Regions from separate parts of the Homo sapiens genome. Here region 2 is linked to region 1. A link is a loop called in an ENCODE intact Hi-C map of the cell type or tissue named here. Cell type or tissue: B cell. All regions are shown on one strand. Each heading gives the region's core, and the rest is flanking DNA. Links, peaks and the distances in the headings are about the cores only.

Region 1 (10,629 bases), core at 1,285-9,284:
GAAGGTTTGTATGCCTTCCAGACATATACTCGTACCTTCACAAGTACACAGGCCCACACACTGTTTAAGTAAACACTGACCACTGACGATGGGGCTAATTGACTTTACATAATGAAAGAATCAATATAATGTTTGATTTTCCTAAAGTTAATAGTGTGTTACTTATGATCATCTTAGTTCACTTTTACATGGCCATTTAGAATTTTAAACACAGCCATATATGCCAGGTTTTGCAGAAAACCTATCTGTTGGTATTAAGAATGGTAATTGATTTGTTCTAGCAGATTTAGCCTTTGATACAGCATTTTCAACCATTAACCATCAAATAATTCATTATCCACTGTCAAGTTGTATTAATGCTTTTCACTGGCTCTCTTGAATTGTTCCATTACCAAAAAGTAATTGATAGAACTGCATACAGCTGTCCTGTCATCCATCTGAACTGACCTAATCATGACCGTTTATCACAACCAGTGCCAAATACCTTGAGGATCTTTTCAAAATGATAGCAATGGGTGTTCAACCTTTAATGTTCAGGGATTGTGCAAGTCTGTGTTTGATCAAGATTGTAAACACCTATTGGGAATTGCTATTTGTAGATGGTTGTAATATTAAATATATTAATATTAAAAATGTGTGTGCTCTTGAGCCAAACATATAAGGAGAAAACTTATATTGAATTTATGTGCTGTGGAGTCCATAAGTCATTTCTTTTTAAGGGAGTGGTCAAATTTTTGTTATTATTATAATTAACAATTGTCATCAAGGCAATTGTCATCAAGGCAAGGTATCAAGTTCAAGCCCCAGCTGAGATCTGAGGGTAGTGGGTAGATGAGGGGTAGGGAGTGGGAAGAACACTGACGAGACAGCAGGTAGATGGGACATGGCTTTATTCAGCAGCTCACTCACACTGTGGGTGTTTGCATTTATGCACCTGGCAAACAACAGTGGCTACAAGCCAGGTGATGAGCCCTCCCATACTATGGCTACATAGCTGTGATTATATAATGCACAGAGTTGTGTGCCTGGAGTCCAATCTCGTTGAGTCACACAGGATGTTTATCTTGGCCTATGCCTGCCTGGCTGCAGTGCAGCCATGTTCCTTACACTCCACCCCCTAGGCCAAGGTAGTCCTCTTTGTGGGGACCTGTGCACACAGGGCAGTACCCTGGACCCAGAGGCCACAGCAACAATACAGAGAGCAACAACCTACTACCAATATTCCTACTGTGCTACCTATGATTATGAGAACCCAACATAGGCCAGAGCCCAGAGATGCCCACCATCTCTGCAGGGGGTTGTCAGTAAGGCACTCAACCACCTTAATCTCCTGTGACATCCCTTGTAAATCTGCTGTTGTGTTCTGCTGGTTGTCAGGGATGAATGTACAACACTGTATGCCTACAAGGGAACATAGTAACATCTTGGGCAGCTGTTACTATGTCTAAGGCCATCCAGTTTTGCAGCACCACCTTCCTGATCTGATCAACCTCATCGGTTAACAAAAGGAGGGTAACTTGGGTGTAATTCAGGGCCCAAGCTGTGTGCACTGCAAGGGCTGTAACCTGCATTTCTACATGAATAACACCTGCTCCTGGGATAGTTATTGCTAAGGGGTAGAGCCACCAGAGGGCCCGCTGCACTTACAAAAACCAGGAACGTAGCGCCTTCCAGTTATGTGGATGACAAGGCGATGTGGAAAGCACAGTGGCAGGCACATGGGCCACCCCCAGCAACAATATCCAGTCCAGTTGGCTGGCAGACATGGCCATCCTGTGTTCCCAAATACCCATAAACTCCCAGGGGGCACAAAGTCCATTGGGGCTTGGGCTTGGTAAGGAGACACATATTATGTTTGCACAGGCTGCAGCGGGCAACAATCCCACAGTGACTTCACCGCAGTGTTGCTCTATATATACATCATGGTACCTGCAATGAGAGTACCATGTGCTCTCTCATTAGCCAGCACCACCCATCATGGACACTATAAGTCAGCCGGGGGCAGGCCTGTCATGGGTTTTGCAATGCCCCCTATCCAAAGCTCACCATGTTGCATTCCAACCACTGTCTGTGGGACCCCAAGTTTCTAGCCATGTCTAGTAGTTCTTTTTAGAAGTTGGATGTACATTCCAGGGCAAGCCATCCACAGCTGCTGCTGGAAGGGCAGTGCAGATCCAACAGCTGGAGACATTGGTCACCTGGGCATAGGTGTGGGCCCAGTCCACAATGGTGTTGGAGCATGTCAACCTACGGCCGGAACCGCAAAGGAGGCACAAGTATTAACAGGGGTAAGTCATGTCCCTCAGGCAAAATACGGGCCAAATTTTCATCTCTGGAAAACAACGCAGCCTCCAAGGACTTCTTCTGCGACAGCTTATCAGATCCCTGTGTTTTTTTAGGGTCTTGTAACTGTGCCAAAGTCACAGGGGAGCTCATGTTAGACCACACAGGCAGTACACATGTCCCCCGGAGGAGGGTCCCTTCCCTGGCTGTTCCCCTATGAATGGTTAATCGTGAGGACCACACATTAAATACCCAAGGAGTAACATGTAAGTCATACTGCAGGCCCTCCCCTCTGGGGGCTATGTCAGCCAACCATCAGCAATGGGGGGCTTGGAGGGCCAACACCAGGTTTTCTGTTCTGCATTTGAGGCATTGGGGCAGGCAACAACAGATTACCATTTGTCCCCATAACTGGTCGGTGGAAGTCATCCTTGGTTTGTATCTGTAGCTGGATGGGGGCAGCGGCCCAGTGTCAGTGCCTCCACTGTAGCTGTGCCACCTTTCCATGGCTGCTCATTCAAGTTTTGGAGCGCCAGGTCCAACCTGGAACTCCAGCACCACAAAGACTGGGGAGTAAGAGTAACATGCAAAAGTAAACCATTCTTCAGGAGTCCACTATATCGCTCAATCATGCCAGCGGCTTGTGGGTTATAAGGAACGTGGAACCCCCATTGTATGTCCATCCGCTGTGCCCACTGTTGTACCTGCTGTCCAGTGAAATGTGTTCCCGTCACTTTCAATGGCCAGGGAATGGCTGTATAAGGCACCTAAGTGTTACAAGTCTCGAATGGTGTGTTGCTGGTCAGCCACCCTGCTAAGGTAAGCAAACAACAGGCTGGTGGCTGTGTCTACAGCTGTCAGTGCATGCGTGTAGCCCTGTGATTTTGGCAGTGGTCCAATGTAATCTATTTGCCATCTTGTCAAGGGCATCTGCCCTACACTCACTTGTTGTGTTACACTGAGCAGTGTCTCCATTACACTTGAGTGCATGACGGGCACTTCTCGCAGGCCTCCCAAAAGTCCCGCGAGGGCAAAGACAGACCCCAGCACCTATTGACCTGCCGCATCAGCTTATCTCCCACATGTCTCAGTTTCCTGTGTAGCCACAAGGCCGCATCTCATGTAGATGCCGACTCTAACCAATGGACCTTGACCAAGACATCTGCCTCATCATTACTGGAGGTGGTCAAAGGCATATGACCCTACACATGGTAGACAGTTATAAGGTCTTGCCACATGGTTTGCCCCAAATGGGCCAATGGCCTACAAGCCAATTCTGTAACTTCCAGGTAGTTAACCATAAGGTTAAGCCTCAATAGACTGCTCAACTATCAGTGCAGTTTACCATAGGCATCTGCTCTTTGGTGATCACCATCCACACTGCCCTGAGTTCAGCCCATTGGCAGCTTGGTCCACACCCAGTATCAAACCATACATGTCAATACTAGGCTGGACTGCTGTTGCATTCAAGGCAGCAGTAGTGTCCCAGCTGGACCCATCTGTATAACGTGCCCCATCAGGAATGGGGGGTGCCCTTCCTTAAACGGTGATGGCTCAGGGTCTAGGAGTGCCTCAGGCCCTGTGGCCTTGTCTTGCATTAGGACTACAGGCCCAGTGACCTCTTGTAACTCTGCTGCTAAAGGACTTATACTCTGTGAACTTTGCTGCTCCAATTTAGGTGCCCCACTTTGCTAAAGTGGATGTCTATGCCATCCCAGGGTTGGGGGTCATTACCCATGAGCACACCCCCCCCCCCCGCTATTGGGTAAGCCATCCATAGGATGACCATAGCCCATCCCTTCATGCTCTTGGCTTACAGGCCTGAAGTGTGGCATATGCAGCAGCTAATTGCTTCTCTATCAATGAATATCGGAGCTCCGCTCCTTTCCACAGCTAGGACCAAAAACCTACTGGCATTCTAAAGTGCTCTCTGTGCTGCCATAAGCCCCAGCCAAAACCATCTGTAGTCACATGTACATCAAGTTCAAATGGGCGTCCCTGATCAATCACTTGTAAGGCCTGTGCTTGCTGAATAGCCCACTTGGCTGACAGAAAGTCTGTCTCAGCCTCATCATCCCACTCCCAGGTAGCCCCCTTTTTTGGTCAACCAGTACAATGGTTTTATCATTTGAGCCAAATGGGGCATGAATGGCCAAAAGGCCTACAAAAAGTCTTTAGGTGTAGGCACCTCAAGGGGCCTACAAAGGACTGCAGCTGTCTCACCATGGTGGGTTGGGGGTATGCCTGGATTTTATTAATGATGGCCTCTGTTAAGGCCTTCATCTTACCTGATCAAATAACTCCTAAGAATTTGGCAGACAATCCAGGCCCTTGGACTCTGGATTTGTTGATGGCACAACTGCATACTGCCAAATGTTGCCACAAGAGGGGCGCCGCCACTTCTAAATGTGCAAGAGAATAAGAGGTTAACATAATATCATCAATATAATGGAACAGGTGGACCTCTTTTGGACATTTCCAGGTGGCTAAATCCATGGCCACAAGACCATGATAAACAGTGGGGCTATGTACATAGCCCTGTGGCAGCACAGTGAAAGTCCATTGTTGTCCTTCCCATGTGAAGGCAAATTGTTGCTGGCTCTCTGGAGCAATGTCAATGGAAAATAATGCATTAGCCAAATCTACAACATAGTGGTACTGTTCCAGTTCCATTGTCAAGTGGTCCATCAAATCCACAATGGAAGGTACAGCTGCACACAGAAGGGGTGTTACTTTATTCAGTTCCGAACAATCCACTGTCATCTGTCAAGTCCCATCAGGCTTTCTGACTGGCCATACCAGGGAACTGTAGGGGATATTGGTGTTATGCACTATTTGCACCTCCCCTAACTTCTTAATAGGTTCAGTTACCTCCATATATCCCCCTGGCAAATGGTATTGACGAGTGGAGGTAACCTGTCAGGGTTGTGGCAGAACTTGGGGCCGGTGATATGTATGTCCATGCAGTACCGGCTTTACTACAGGGACTTGAGTCTGAATTCTCTGACCATGGTGTACAAGTCCAGACCATGCAAAATGTCCATCCCCAATATACATTCAGGTACGGAAGAGACATACACAGTGTATGGTGGAGGAGCCAAGTGGCCAATGCCAAGATGCAGAGACACAGGTTTCACCATCACTGACTGGCCCACATAAACATCAATAAATGCAGCTCTGCCCAGAAACTTATCTGGGTTCCCATAAAAAAGATTGCAGTCTGCACCAGTATTTACCAGCGCTAGGACCCATCGTACATTAGTGGCAGACCAGTGGATTGCCAACTCCACGTATGGCCTTCAGTTGCCTGGTTCCCCCGCAACCCAGGTACCTTGGCCAGTTTCCTAATCAAACAGGAAAGGCTTCGTATCTAAGCCAGTCTGCAAATAGTCCTTGAGCTGAAGCGTCTGGGTGGGACTGGGTTGAGCAACATTGTTTTGCCCCCTCTTGGGTATTTTCCAGAATTGTTGCTCTGGGGACAATTGCCTCCAGAGCCAACAGCATTCTGTTGGGATGTCTGTCAATTTTCACTGGAGCAACACAGCTGAAATTAAATCAGTCCACATCTTCATGCGGTTCACCCACTGGAGCCCTCTCTTATCTCGGGGGGTGGGTACCTGTAGATGGAGCATCTTCCTCTTCTTTATGGCACAATTCCCTGGTCCTGTTGATGGCCTTCTGCCTCCTCGAGGGCTACCATAGTAGTAGTCACTTCATATATGCGACACCCCACATACGGGGTGAGGACAGCAGCCAGAGAGGCAAAAGCACTTAGGTGCACTTAGCCCAGAACAAGATTCCTCATATAAGAGACAAAACATTCATCATCTGGCCCCCAGGTATTCAGATCAAACATGGCCTGCCATATACCCAGCCCCTGGAGTACCTGCACCAAATCGGTATGCCACTGCCATCTACTGACAGTTTCTGGTATTTCACTGTCATCAGCCACTCAATCAGTGTGGTCACCTTGCCCCTGTGTTCACCAGCTGTAGCTGCTGAGGAAGGGAGGGGTAAGTTGTAATAGAAACCAGCTTCTCCACCTCAGAGGTGGAGCAGGAAATGCTGTCAGCTCCTTCATCCGAAAGACGAGTAACCAGGCAGGAAGGGGCTCCCCCAAAAGCTGCCCACATTGCTTGCCTAACTCCCGCAGCTCAGTGAGGGTATAAGCACTATAGGAAGTGTGTTCCACCACAGTAGGGGGGCCCTGAGCCCGCTCCTGAGGTCCCATTGGCTGCTCATGTTCTACCTTCTGACAGATCACAGGGCGAGCCTGCAGCGGGGAGCCTCCTGCTCCTCAGCATTAGACTGAACGGGGCAGTTCCCTGCCTGGAGAACAGGCTCAAGGTCACAGTGACGGCTGTCTCACTGTTTCCTGCCATATTGTTATTTGTTTTGTGGTTGTTTCTTCTTTCTTTCCTTTATTCTTTGTTTCCTGTTCCAGGCTGCTTTTCTGGGCCTCTAAATGCCCTGTTTGCACCTGGAGGTCCTTACCCACAGTTTTTGCTCCAAGCTGTGCATTTGAGCCCCCAGGCGCACAGCTTGCACCTGGAGGTCTCTTACCGGCGCAGTGTCCCTTAGGGACTGAACATGTACTTTCTGCAGTGCAGTCAGAAACGCTTATCTGACTCTGCTGGTGAAGGCGAATTCCTTCTCGTGCTGTGTGCTTCCAGCTGCTTCAGTGCTTTCTCCACACCCACAAGGGACCCATCCACAGCCTCCCACACTTACCCTGGAGCGCAGTGGAGCATCACTGCCAACGGGTACCTTATGTGCATACATGACAGGTTTAATCCATGTTGTTGCAAATGACAGGATCTCATTTGATTTTATGGCTAAGTAGTACTCCATTCTGTATAAGTACCACATTTTCTTTAACCATTTATCTGTTGATTGACACTTAGGTTGTTCCCAAATCTTGGCTATTGTGAATAGTGCTGCAGTAAACATGAGAGTACGTACATCTCTTTGATATATGAATCTCATTTCTTTTGTGTATATACCAAGCAGTGGGATTTCTAGGCCATATGTTAGCTCTAGTTTAAATTTTTTGAGAAACACCCATACTGTACTCTACAGTAGTTGAACTAACTTACCTTCCCACCAATAATGTACAAAGGTTCCCTTTTCTCCACATCCTCACCAGCATTTGTTATTGCTTGACTTTTGGATAAAAGGCATTTTAACTGGGGTGAGATGATATCTCACTGTAATTTTGGTTTGTATTTCTCTGATGATCAATGATGTTGAGTACATTTTCATATACCTTTTTGCCACTTTTATGTTTTCTTTTGACAAATGTCTATTCAGATCTTCTGCCCATTTTTCAATCAGATTATTAGATTATTTCCTATTGAGTTGTTTGTGACCCTTGTGTATTCTGGTTATTAATTCCTTGTCAGATGGATAGTATACAAATATTTTCTCCCTTTCTTTGGGTTGTCTCTTCACCTTGATGATTGTTTTCTTTGCTGTGAAGAAGCTGTTTAATTTGATGTGACCCAATTTGTCCATTTTTGCTTTGATTGCTCGTGCTTGCTTGATATAGCTCAAGAAATATTTGACCTGTCCAAGGGCCTGGAGAGTTTCCTCAGTGTTTCACTGTAGTAGTTTCACAGTGTCAGGGCTTAGGTTTAAGTCTTTAATCCATTTTGATTTGACTTTGTATACGGTGAGAGATGTGGGCATGCTTTCATTCTTCTGCATATAGATATACAGTTTTCCCGACACGATTTACTGAAGAGACTGTCCTTTTCGCAGCATATGTTCTAGATGCCATTATGAAAAATGAATTCACTGTAGATGTATGGATTTATTTCTGAGTTCTCTATTCTGTTTCATTGGTCTATGTGTCTGTTTTTATGCCAGCACTATGCTTTTTTTTTTTTTTTTTTTTTTTGGTTACTATAGCTCTATAGTATAATTTGAAGTCAGGTAATGTGATTCCTCCAGTTTTGTTGTTTTTGCTGAGAACAAACTCAGATCATTTATGGTTCCATAAAAACTGTAGGATTGTTTTTGTCAATTTCTATGAAGCATGATGTTGATATTTTGATAGGGATTTAATTGAATCTGTAGATTGCTTTGGGAAGTATAGAAATTTTAAAAATATAAATTCTTCCAATCCATGAACATGGAATATCTTTCCATTATTTTGTTCCCTCTTCAACTTATTTCATCAATGTTGTATAGTTTTCATTATAGAGATTTTTCACTTATTTGGTTAATTTCTAGGTATTTTATTTTTTATTTGTAGTAATTGTAAATGCAATTGCTTTCTTGATTTCTTTCTCAGATTATTTGCTGTTGGCATATAGAAATGCTTCTAATTTTTGTACATTGATTTTGTATCCTGCAACTATACTGAATTTGTTTATCAGTTCTAACTGTTTTTTAGTGGAATCTTTTAGTTTTCCCAAGTGTAAGAATATATCATCAGCAAACAAAGATAATTTGACTGCTTTCATTCCAATTTGGATGACCTTTATTTCTTTCTCTTGTCTGATTGCTCTAGCTAGGACTTCCAGTACTATGTTGAATACCAGTGGTAAAAGTGGGCACCCTTATATTGTTCCAGTTCTTAGAGACAAGGCTTTAAGTTTTTCCTCATTCAATATGATACTAGCTGTGGGTCTGTCATATATGGCTTTTCTTGTGTTGAGGTATATTCCTTCTATACTCAGTTTTTGAGGGTTTTTATTATGAAAGGATGTTGAATTTATCAAACAGTTTTTCAGCATCAATCAAAATTGTCATAAGGTTTTTGTCCTTATTCTGTTGATACGATGTATCACATTGATTGATTTGCATATGTTAAACCATTCTTGCATCCCTTGGATAAATTGCACTTGGCTATGAATAATGATATTTTTAATGTGCTACTGAATTTTGTTTGCTAGTATTTTCTTGAAAATTTTTGCATCAATGTTCATGAGGGAGATTGCCTGTGGTTTTCTTTTTTTGATGTCTCATTGTCAGATTTTGGCATCAGGGTAATACTAGCCTCTTTGAATGTGTTCAGAAGTATTCCTTCCTCATCTATTTTTTGAAATAGTTTGAATAGGATTGTTATTTGTTCTTCTTCAAATGTTTGTTAAAATTCAGCAGTGAGGCCATCAGGCCCCAGGATTTTCTTTGATGGGATACTTTTTATTATGGCTTCAATCTCATTACTTGTTATTAGTCTGTTTAGGTCTTAAATCCTTCATGTTTCAATTGTGGTAAATTGTATGTGTCTATGAATTTATCTATTTCTTCTACATTTTTTAATTTATTGGAATATAGTTGCTTCATAGTAGCCTTTAATGATTATTTGGATGGTTCTAGTGTCTCCTTCTTTTATCTCTGAAATTATTTACTTAGGTCTTCTCTCTTTTTTTCTTAGATAGTCTGGGTAAAAATGTGCTGATTTTGTTTTCTTCAAAAAACCAAGCTTTTGCTTCATTAATCTTTTGTATGTTTTTGTTTCAATTTCATTTATTTCTGCTCTTATCTCTGTTATTCATTTCCTTTTACTAAACTTGGATTTAATTTGTTCTTAACTTTCTAGATCTTTAAGATGACGAGTTAGGTTGTTTATTTGAGACATTTTTTTAACTTTTTATGTTGTAGGATTTACAGCTATAAACTTTTTTCTTAGTAGTGCTTTTGCCTTATCCCATAGGTTTTGGTATGTTGTGTTTTCGTTATCATTTGTTTCAATAAATGTTTAAATATTCTCCTTAATTTCTTCATTAACCCACTCGCCCTTCAGGAGCATATTGTTAAATTTCCATGTGTTTGTGTAGTTTCCAGAGACTCTTTTATTACTATTTTGTACTTTTATTTCATTGTGTTCAATTTTATTAGAAAAGATATCTGATAAAATTTCAAATTTTTAAGTTTAAAAAAAATTATTTTGTAACCTGATATATGGTCTATCCTTGAGAATTATCCATATGCTGAGTAGAAGAATGAGTATTCCGAAGCCATTGGATCAAATGTTCTGTGAGCATCTATTGGGTCCATTTGGTCTACAGTGCAGATTAGGTCTGATGTTTCTTTGTGATTTTCTGTCTGAATAATGTATCCAATGCTGGAAGTGGTGTGTTGAAATCTCCAGCTATTGCTGTGTTGAGGTCTATGTCTCTCCTTTTGGCTTTAATAGTATTTGCCTTATATATCTGGCTGCTCCAATGCTGGGTGCATATATAGTTACACTTGTCATAACCTCTTGCTGAAGTGACCCCTTGCTCATTATATAATAAACTTCTTTGCCTCTGTTTATAGTTTGTGTCTTGAGATCTATTTTATTAGATACAAGTACAGCTACTCTTGCTATATCTTTTTCTATCGTGTTACTTTTTG
Region 2 (10,629 bases), core at 1,117-9,116, 1.4 Mb after region 1:
CAAAAAAAGTGAATTATTTGATAAACACCCTAAAACATGTTAATCATATTTAGATTTAAAAATGTGGCATCAGTGTGAAATAGTGCATTCAGCCCTCTGTATGAGGAGACAAACAGTGATGCCTGCCCAAGAATGCAGAGAGCAGAGACACAGCTGCACTGTCTCAGCACGCTCCGCAACCTTCAGGAAGAAAGATTCCAATCACAGCATATTATTTAAAAGTATTCTAACATAATATTTAGACATATCACATGCAAGCTTTTTCCCCCTTTAAACTATTCTCTAAATTTGGCCAAACAAAGTATTTGACACAAAAATCCTGGCAAAGTGCAGGGGTCCCTGCAGGACTGTGTGGCAAACCCTCTGACATTCTTTTGCCTTGGCAGATAAGTCAAAACAAGGACAATCTAAAAAGAGGCCATTCCCTCCCCCAATTAGCAATTCAAGGGTTAGAACTGAAATAGTGCAAAGGAAACAGACACGTACATACTCAAACACGCCCTACCCCGGCAACTCTCATAGCTGACAATGGCTGGATTTCATAACAAGCAATGATTTAATGATAACTTTGCTATTTTTTAAAAAATCAAGTAGAATACTCAAGCACGGATATTTCCCTTCAATATAAGACAAAAAGCAGCAGTCTGGCATGGCTTCTCTTAAGTCCCAAGTGTTACAGAGGCCTCTTCAATCTCCAACCAACCCCGGTGTCTACAGGGGCATAGTATAAAGGATTGATGGGCCAGTCCCTGATGCTGTCATCAACCTGAGGCCATAACTAATATCCACCATCAATCTTCTTCATCATCTATTTTCAGTTTGCCTTGACCAGTATTTTGGCAGCTCGAGGCTTTTCTGGTTGGATAACCCAGACCTTCATCCTTGAGAAACCTTAGTTTTTATTTGTCTCATCTTGGTTGGGCCAAGGTTGCTCAATTTCTCATTTATAGTTGTCAATGAACATGGAGGCATCCAAAGATAACCCAGTGAATTTCCAAATTCCAGAGCTACTCCTACCAGATACCATGATGCAACATCAGTCCTCATGCAATAATCAGACTCAATTATCCTACCAATATAGAACACCCCCTTTTTGCCTACTGATCCTCTGATTTGGGGATTCAAGAGTGACCAGGGGTAGAGTAGCTTCATTCACTGGAACTCTTACTGTGTCCTCCCATAGGTGTGTTATACCCATGAGAAACCAGACATTTTATTCTGGAAGATCCTAAGGCTGTGAAGATGAATATTCTCCCAAAGTGTATCACTGGAAGTGATAGTGAAAAAGGCCAATCCCACTTCCATCCCTTGGTTCCCAGACCCCAGTTTTCTAGCCATGAGCAAAACAAAAGCAGCATATATTGGCCATTTTTCTCTGAAATCAGAACCTAAGACAAAAGCTCATATTCCATGCCCAAAATGTTTTCATCAACACAAACTGAAACTGTACCCGTTAAACCATAACTCTCATTACCCCTCTCCGAAGCCCTTCGTAGACTATTCTACTTCCTAGCTCTGTGAATTTGACTTCTAGGTGCTTCATAGAAGTATAATCACACATTTTTTTCTGACTTCTATTCAACATAATATTAGAAGTTCTAAAAAAGGAAATAAAATTGGAAATGAAGAATTAAATTTATCTCTGTTCACAGATGATAGGATTATATATTTAGAAAACCCTGAAAAATCCACACAAAAAACTGTTGAGTAGTGATAATTACATAATAATGTGAGTGTACTTAATGCCACTGAATTGTACACTTAAAAATGGTTAGAATAGTAGATTTTACATGATGTCTATTTTACCACTACTTAAAAAGAAAACCAAACTGGTTTTGGTTTTTCTTAAGAATTGAGAAAAATGCCAGCCCAGTAGTCATTAGCCAGCGTCAGAGGTTGTATGTAAAGAGCACACGTGGCCTAGCAGCTCTGTTTGAGGATGTAACACCTGATAAACTAATGGCTACGTGAGTGCAGGCAAGGGACGGAACGTTTTAACTCCAAGAGTCAGGAAATCCATCATGAAGGTATCATATGCTTGAGACCTTGAGGACAGAAGGGATTTCCACAGTGGAAGGAGATTACTCCAGGCTTTCCAACTGCAGATGCAAAGACATTGTCTCTTCCACCTTGAGAATACTGAAATCTTCTTTATTTGATTATCTTTTGGACCTACTCTGAATAGCTGCTAAGGTAATTTTCATTCTTTTTTTTTTTTTTTTTTTTTTTTGAGACAGAGTCTCGCTCTGTCGCCCAGGCTGGAGTGCAGTCACTGCAACATAAGCCTCCCGGATTCACACCATTCTCCTGCCTCAGTCTCCTGAGTAGCTGGGACTACAGGCACCCGCCACCATGCCCGGCTGATTCTTTGTATTTTTTAGTAGAGACGGGGTTTCACCGTGTTAGCCAGGATGGTCTCGATCTTCTGACCTCGTGATCCCCCCGCCTTGGCCTCCCAAAGGGCTGGGATTACAGGCGTGAGCCATCGCGCCCGGCTGGTAATTTTCATTCTTATAATTGCTGACTAGTTGAGAAGAAGAGGTCCCAAACTACAGAGAAGAAAGGAAGAAAGATGTGTCCAGTGAAATCCAGGGTCCCCCCGCTCCCATTCAAGGCCATCTGAAAGTATCTCCCCCTGCTTTTCAAGTTCATCGAATATGTTTAAGAAACCTGGAATTTCCAAGTCCATCAGCCTATTGAAACAAAACAGCTATAACTATAAAATTTAGATCCTTTTAAGATTTTCAATCCTTAGAATTAAAGATATTTATTACAAAATATAGTTGTATTAAATCATATATGTCAAAATATTACAAACGTGTATTTCATATTAGATAACTATCAACAACACAAAATTTCCTATCATTTTTCCTAGTGCTCCATTTTTTCAGACCTTTTCTTAATCTATTTTCTTGTCTGAGACCAAATACAAATGAATCAAAAGCCATTTCAGTGTTACATATTGGGTTTCCACGCATCCCTGTAGCATCTTTATCAGTAGCCTTGCGCAGAGTACACACTTTTGTACCTCCTTCTTATTAGCAACTTCATTTTTTCATAGTACAGAAAAGAATTCATATAACCCCATCAGGTTCCTTACATGGACCCAAGTTAAAACGCATCATCTCAATGTCAGTCTCTTGGCTGTCTGCAGGGTAATATGGTGAATTGCTGCCTGTGCTGTAATTTTGTCAGCTCTTTAGTAAATTACAGTCAAGGATAAAGAGGACAGAGCTGCCTACTGACAAACAACATTCTTTATTCTCCTTTTTCTACAATGTACTGAATAATACCTTAGAGCGTAAGTCATCATATACCCTATATAACAAATGTATAATTACAACACATGAAGCCCAAAAAATGAGCTTCAAAGAATATCACGTTTTTTTTTAAACAGGAAGTGGAAAGATGTTTCAGAAGAGTGAGCACAGGTTTTAGACTCTGAAATCTTTTAGCAGCATGATGCTTTTGAACATCTGATCTAGGTTTTGATTCTGCTAGCTACATGTATATTTTAGCCTTTGGTCTTGCATTAAAACACCAGTTGCAAATAATGTTAGAAAAATGGGGAATAGAGGAAGGAATATTTTTATTTACTTTATTTTTAAAATTCTGCATATATAAAGAACGTTGCTTGTGGCATCCCTGACTCTTTGCAACAACCTTATAAAGTCGTCATTATTAGCCTCATGTTACAGCAGAAGCTGTGAGTTGCTGCCAAAGTTGCTTACTATCAACCTCTGAAGAGATGAAACAGAGAGTCATACAAGATCTGTTTAAATCCAACAGCCTTTGACACTTTAAACTTCAGAACACATTGGATTTACACGTGTAAAATTGCCTTAGAGTTTGTAATTTCATGAAAGCAAAAATTCAACTTTTCCTTAAGAACAAATTTAGCATGTATGCCTTGAAACTGGCTTATTAAATAATATGAAAATGTTCATTGTGGCTATTTGGCCTCCTAATGCTTAGTTTTATTTAGCAAACATCAAAACAAAATATGTATTAATCCAAAGCAAATATATTTTATTTAATTGGATTATTAATAGTTCACTAACATCATACTGTAGGTATTTTTCTTTTCTATAAATGTTTTATATTCCAGTCTATTCAAAACCTTACGAACCAAATCCTTTAAAGGACGTAAGTCACACATATTTTCAAACCAACAAAATAGTAAAATTCAGGGAACATTAGATGGAATAGGGAAGATGAAATAAAGAAGCAACTAAGAGATTTACAAGAATGGAGTTCTTCTGCCACCTTGTGGTTGTTCTGTGTTATAACCTAGAGCTACATTAAAATATTCAGGGAATTCTTCAGCCAGAGTCTCTTTAGCCAGGTGTGGCGCGTGGCTGAGCTCTGGTCAATGGAATGTGGCCTTGGTCTTTATTGACTGTGGTTATCGTGTTTCCATTTTTTTCTTCCTGAATATCATAGCTAATTTTGGTATTGGCGACGACCGCTTTCTTAAACTTTCTCTTCTGCTGGGTTTAGATTTTTCTCTCCTTGTTTTTCTCCTATGAAACAAATAAGCATTACTAGATTTCATCAAAGATCATCACTTCATCACATCAAAGATTTCACTTCACTCTAGCCAAACTGGCCTCCCTGATTCTCCTGCAACACCTCACACATGGTCCCCTTAGGGTCTTCTACAACTTAACATCCCTGGCTGCAACACTTTCCTCTGATACCATATGGGACCTACTCCACCTCTTTCAAGTCTTTGTTCAAATGTTTGTTTTTCAATGACCACCATATTTAGAAATGCAACTTCTGCTAACAAACTCCTTATTATTTTTATCTTACTTTATTTTTTACTGCAGTTATTCTAACATACTACATAATTTTAATACTTATTGTGTTTATTGTCTTTTTTACCATAGAATATAAAATCCATGAGGGCAAGGGAGTTTGTTTACTTCACTGCTGTGTGCTCTGAAACAAACAAACAAAAAAAACTGCCTGGCACATTGTAGGCGCTCAAAAAATATTTGTCCAATTACCGAATGAAAGAATTATAACTCCTTCTGTTGGCTAAAGCAACCTACGGGACAGTGTTTAGCCTCACAAGTATTCAGACACACAAATTAACACAAAGTATCATTTTTTTCTACAATATTAATTAGTCAATTTATGTGACCTTTAAATATAATTTCTAAAGCAAGCGAGAATTCAGTGGATTACATACCCACATGTTTTTGTTAAATTATTTGTAGTTATTTTTAAGTCAGTTTGCATAGTCATTAAAATTTTATAACCTTTGACCCAGTAATCCCAATTTAGGACATGTATTGCAATGAAAAAAATCCAAAACAAAGAAACATGTAGGTTCCATGTGGCCATTTACTGCAGTATTGTTAATAATGATAATAAGCTGAAAGAAACTACATGTTTAATAATAAAAATAATAAATTAAATTAGGTTAACTCTATGCAGTGAACTATTTTGCAACCATTATAATCATAAGGACTGTCCTAGAACCTGAAAAATCATTTATGGAACATGCTATATTACAGTGAAATTTTAAACTATGTAATTACACAGTTTTTACATGTATATAGGAAAAGATTACAAGGAATGTGCAAAACTTAGAATTCTTACACATGGGCAATAAATTAAATCTTACTGTTGCCTTCATTTCCCAAATGTTCCAATTTATCACCAGAGTTTTTGCAACTCTTTAGTATTTGAAAGGAAAAATAATTGTCTTATTCTCAAGTGCTTAACCTTCACCTGAAGTGAATTTGTTCTAAGTTCCAAAAAGCGATTATTACTTGCTTTCATTGTATTCATCAAGAACAATTTACATCTCTGTGGAAATAGCTTTAGTTAGAGTCATTAGTTAGATTTAGTTAAAGTCTTTAGTTAGATTTACTTACATGAAATGAGACATTTATCCAATAAATTCAGGCTGAATTTAACATTAATTCAAGAATTAAAGTGCTCTTCGTTTTTAAATGTGTCTGTTCCACCTAACTACCTGCATGGGTTTAGCTTATAATTGGTTCTATGGATATGACTAGGTCCATCATCCTGTCACATTTGAATAAATAGGACTGTCTATAACCGTCTCTGTTTTACACACATCTGTGCCCATCAGTTCATAGCACATTCCCCAAAAATTAATGGGAAACAGCCAGGAGAACAGGGGGTTAGACAAAGGAACTCAAGGCTTGAAGTGACCTCCTCAAAAACTGGCTTCCCCCGCCCTTGATAGCTGAACTGACCTTCAGCCCTAACCAGATCTTGTTTCCTATCATCTTGCTTCATCTCTCCTTCCCTACCAGCTCTCACTCAGGCCAGCCTTTAGCTTATGTCTGATGTGGCCTGACTTACTGTTGAGACAGGTTTTTTTCCCAGGTGCCTTGCTTAGCAAAGATTTTGGTTGTGTGGATTTTGCTGTGTTTGGATTTTGGCTATGCCCTAGTCCTACTGTTGTAGGATTTTCTCCTTAGTTCACCTAAAAGCCAGGTCCTTGTCACACAGCCATGAAATATTAGGCTCACAGACACTTTAAAGGGTGAGAAAAATGGAATTTATGGGGCAAAAAGGAAAAAATGGGAAACGGACTCAGCAGAGAGAGAGTCCTGCTATACATGCTTCCCTCCTCACAGATTGAATCCCGGTTTCCACCCGGGAAGAGGAGGGGTCAGCCTCCTCCCCACTGCAAACGGTGCAAACTTCTGTGGCTCCACCCCAGTGCTCACTCTTCCCAGTGTGCAGGCTGCCTGAAGCTTCTCTGTGGACCCCTTTCCACTTGGCTGTCTCACTACCCTTACTGATCACTATGAGAGGTAGCGCCCTCCCTTGCATTGTCTCCCGTGTGCGTAACTCTCTGCCACCTGCCACTCCCAAACTGACAGTGTAGGGATTAACTTTTTGGGTCATACTATTAACTCCTCAGTGTGAAATGAAGTCAGACCAACCATTCATTGATTCTCTTCCTTGTAAAGCTAAAGATTCACACGATAAAAACAAACAAAAACAAAAGACAAAGAACCTAAACTCTCTGTATGGGCCCTCTAAAGACCCTCCCTAGTGGGAACATTTCACTCCTCACCCCACTGTCAGGTTTGCCGCATGGCTTACTTTGGATTAAAAAAGGTGAGCAAACTTTATATTCTACATCCAACAGAAGCTTTCGGAGCCATCACATCACCCTTCCATTGCTTTGTATTCCCTCTGCCAAAGACTAACAATATCCTAAATAAGGGCTGCTTCTTCCACTGAAGTCCAGAAATGAATCAGAGCAACTGTCCTGCAATGAAATTTAAAAAGAAAACAAAAAACAAAAAAAAACAGAAAACCAAAACCAAAACCAAACCAAACAAACAAAAAAACTGTGTTATTATAGATTACTAAAATTTTTGGAGTCATATGTTACCACACATAACTCAGCCAACACTGCCTAATAAATCATATTTCTCCCTAACAACACTTAAGGAGACAGCATGTTATAGTGGGCTCACTGGCTACCTGTGTAACCTTGGACAAGTTACCTAATCTCACTGCACCATCTGTAGCATTGAGATAATACCTACTTCGTCAGGCTGTTGTAATACATAAATGAGTATATAATAAATGCTTAATAAATGTTAGCTGCTGCATATTACAGTTATTCTTCAACAGCATTGATTTTATCCTAATCCTGTGTATTCAGTATCCAGCAGAGTGTCCAAATCCTATAGTACTCCATCTAGGTAAATTTTCCAAATGTCTTTAATTGACTATTTCCTTTTGGTTAGTCTCCTCATATGGCCCCTTTCATCGGCTTCCTTTTGCCATCAGTTTTTTCTCTTTTCCCTTTAAACTAGCAAAGACTTTATAACATATATTTAAACAGGATCCAAATACCTTTGATATGGTTTGGCTGTGTCCCCATCCAAATCTTATCTTGAATTGTAACTTCCATAATCCCCACATGCCAAGGGAGGGACCCAGTGGGAGGTAATTTAATCATGGTCGTGGATTTTTCCCGTGCTGTTCTCCTGATAGTGAATACATCTCACGAGATCCGATGGTTTTATAAAAGGCAGTTCCCCTGCACACGCTCTGTTGCCTGCCACCATGTAAGATGTGCCTTTGCTCCTCCTTCGCTTTCCGCCATGATCGTGAGGCATTACAGTTCCACAGCCATGTGGAATTGTGAGTCCATTAAACCTCTTTTTTTAAGAAAATTACCCAGTCTCAGGTATTTCTTCATAGCAGTATGAAAATGGACTAACACAACCTTCAGAATATTCAGCTCATCTTCACTTAATTCTCTGAATTTTGTACTTTCATATATTTCAACCTGTTCTTTGCCTTAAACCAAACTCCAAATAAATAATTTTATGTACCAAAATTTCTGCTCAAAGAACATTCTAGGACATAGTATGCTCAATTTGTAAATACTTAGAAATACCTTAAAAGGTCACAAGTTATGGTGGCAGAGTCTCAAGGAAAACCCTTTTTAGAAACCATTCTTTTCTACTTTCATGTTCTTAAGGGTGGGGAATAATCTTCTTTTCTGTTTTCTCTACATGAGACAATTATACAAAAAGACAACCTTTGTTTCTTAGAAATCCTATAACTTTTGTGTCTTTAGTTTCTTTATAGCCTTCTATTTTTCCCACACAAAACAACTTTAATCATCTGTGACACTGATTTTTATGGCAACCCATTTTCCTGGATTCTATAAACAGAGACACAGGCTTTAAATTACCAAAATCACACTGTTCAAAAACACCTCATTTTTCAAGGCAAGAAAATAAAATAAAAAGTTCTTTCTCAAAGTCAAAACAATTCTTTTCTGCTCAGCTTTCTAGATGCCTAAGGGCTTTTTGGTTGTTATTATTCCCTGACTTTCTAGCTATCCACCTGACCTTCAGCTTCTCTGTCAATCCAATTGGTTCATTATTTCCTTGCCAAAATCATCTTCTTAAAATTTAAATTTGATCATTTTACTTTCTGGGAAAAAAACCTCCATATGCTCTCCAATAGCAATAGAACAAAGGCCAAATTACTTTGCATAATCCTAATCACTATCCATTTCTTTCCTAATGCCCCTTCTTCACCACATTCCTGTGATGTCATCTACTTCCCCTTCTCTGGCCTTATCCCACAGCTCCTTTCCAGTCTCCTCCTCTTCATTCTAGACCTATGAATGTAGACATGCTCCACAAGTACATTTTCAACCTTCTGCTTTTCTCTCTGGATATCCTCTTCCCAGAGAGCTCAAATGTTCCCAAGTTGTCCCTGATAATACCTCCAAACACCACCTTGAGCAGTGCTACCCAACAGAAATACGTCAGCTGCAAACAAAAACTACACATTTTTAAATTTTCCAGTAGCCACATTTAAAAAGTAAGGAGAAGCTGATGAACTTATTTTAATCATATATTTTATTTAACTGAATATATTCAAAATATTATGATTTCAACATGTAGCTAATATTCTTAAATTGACATATTTTACATTTTTTAACTGTCTTGGAAATGGATGTACATTACACTTACAGTATATCCCAGTTAGGATTAGCCACATTTTGTTAGCCACAGTCTTCAATGGCCACATGTGCCCAATGGCTACCATATTCAACAGTGCAGATCTAATGCTCTAAACACTTTCTCAAAGTATGCCTTTGGTAACCCACTCAACATCTACCCAAGAATGCCCTCCCAGCACTTCAACCTCCAGGTCTAAAACAAAATACATTTCCCTCCTACATTTCCTAGTGCCTCACAAAAGCACCAGCTCCCCTTCCTGACTTCCTTGTAGCTACCAGTAGGCCCAAAAATATACCGATATTTGGGTTCTATAACTATTGAAATATTGAGGAAGCAGAAGGAATCTTTCAGGTCATCCTATCCAACCTCTAGGATTTTCCTCTACAGAGTGGTTTCTAACATATGGCTAAAGCTTCTGTGAGCCTCCTGATATTGTAGGCAAAATGTCCATACCTGGATTTTTCTGGCAAAAATGTATCTTTAGCTTTAAACAAGAGTTTAAACACCATGACCCAGGCTCAGCTCTGCCTCTTCTCTCTTCTGTAACGGCCACACCCAATTTATTACCAAATCCTGATCACTCAACTTTCCTGATCTCTCTAATGCAAACCTACTTCTCCCTTCCCACTGCCACTGACTTAGAATTATGTGCATATTTCTTGGAGTGCTTTAGCTACGAGAGCAAGAGACTCTGCCAGGGATCAACAGGGCCAGTCTGCTATTAGCAAAAGAGCAGCTATAGCATAATCACACATGAATACCCATAATAGATTCAGCTAGGCCGAAAAGATTAGAAAACAGAATCAAAACCAGGGCAGCAGGAAGATGAACTCTGACTAGTGCTGCAAGCCAGACTGTACCAAGGGATGTCTCAGCCATTGAAGAGGTCATGTCTGACACACCACTGGGGTCCTTGGTTTGTAGATCTCAGTGCTCTGAGGAGAGGATGGCTGAGTTGTTTTGTTTTGTTGTTTTCAGGAACCCTCAGTATTTCCCTGTTCAGGTACCTGGGGCAAACTTGGCCTTCCTCTCCTGTGCTTGCACCCATGCCAAACAGATTGGTTCTCATTTGCACAAGATATTTTCTGGTATCCTCAGGTTACCAGAATTGGGGAGGCATTTTAGGGGAACA

What was found. Peaks named below come from ENCODE experiments on the same cell type or tissue, not always from the same donor. Only the 100,000 strongest peaks of a DNase experiment are listed, where the experiment ranks them.
Region 2: a loop joins it to region 1, with 4 times the contacts of the local background. A loop is called at or near these places in 2 of 110 quality-filtered maps.

What each region holds. Positions count from the first base shown.
Region 1 is chr21:23,962,609-23,973,237 of GRCh38, forward strand. No RefSeq gene overlaps it. Among named protein-coding and RNA genes, the nearest start is that of LINC01689, 350 kb to the right of the region's middle. In B cell, for the core only: CTCF peaks have their summits at 6,204 (motif pointing left) and 6,405; a DNase peak (open chromatin) is centred at 6,243; H3K4me3 peaks cover 790 bases; H3K27ac peaks cover 827 bases.
Region 2 is chr21:25,381,816-25,392,444 of GRCh38, forward strand. LINC00158 (long intergenic non-protein coding RNA 158) reads right to left here. Exons shown (of 5, transcript NR_024027.2): 5 at 4,005-4,523. Among named protein-coding and RNA genes, the nearest start is that of LINC00158, 45 kb to the right of the region's middle. In B cell, for the core only: CTCF peaks have their summits at 4,284 (motif pointing left) and 4,491; a DNase peak (open chromatin) is centred at 4,256.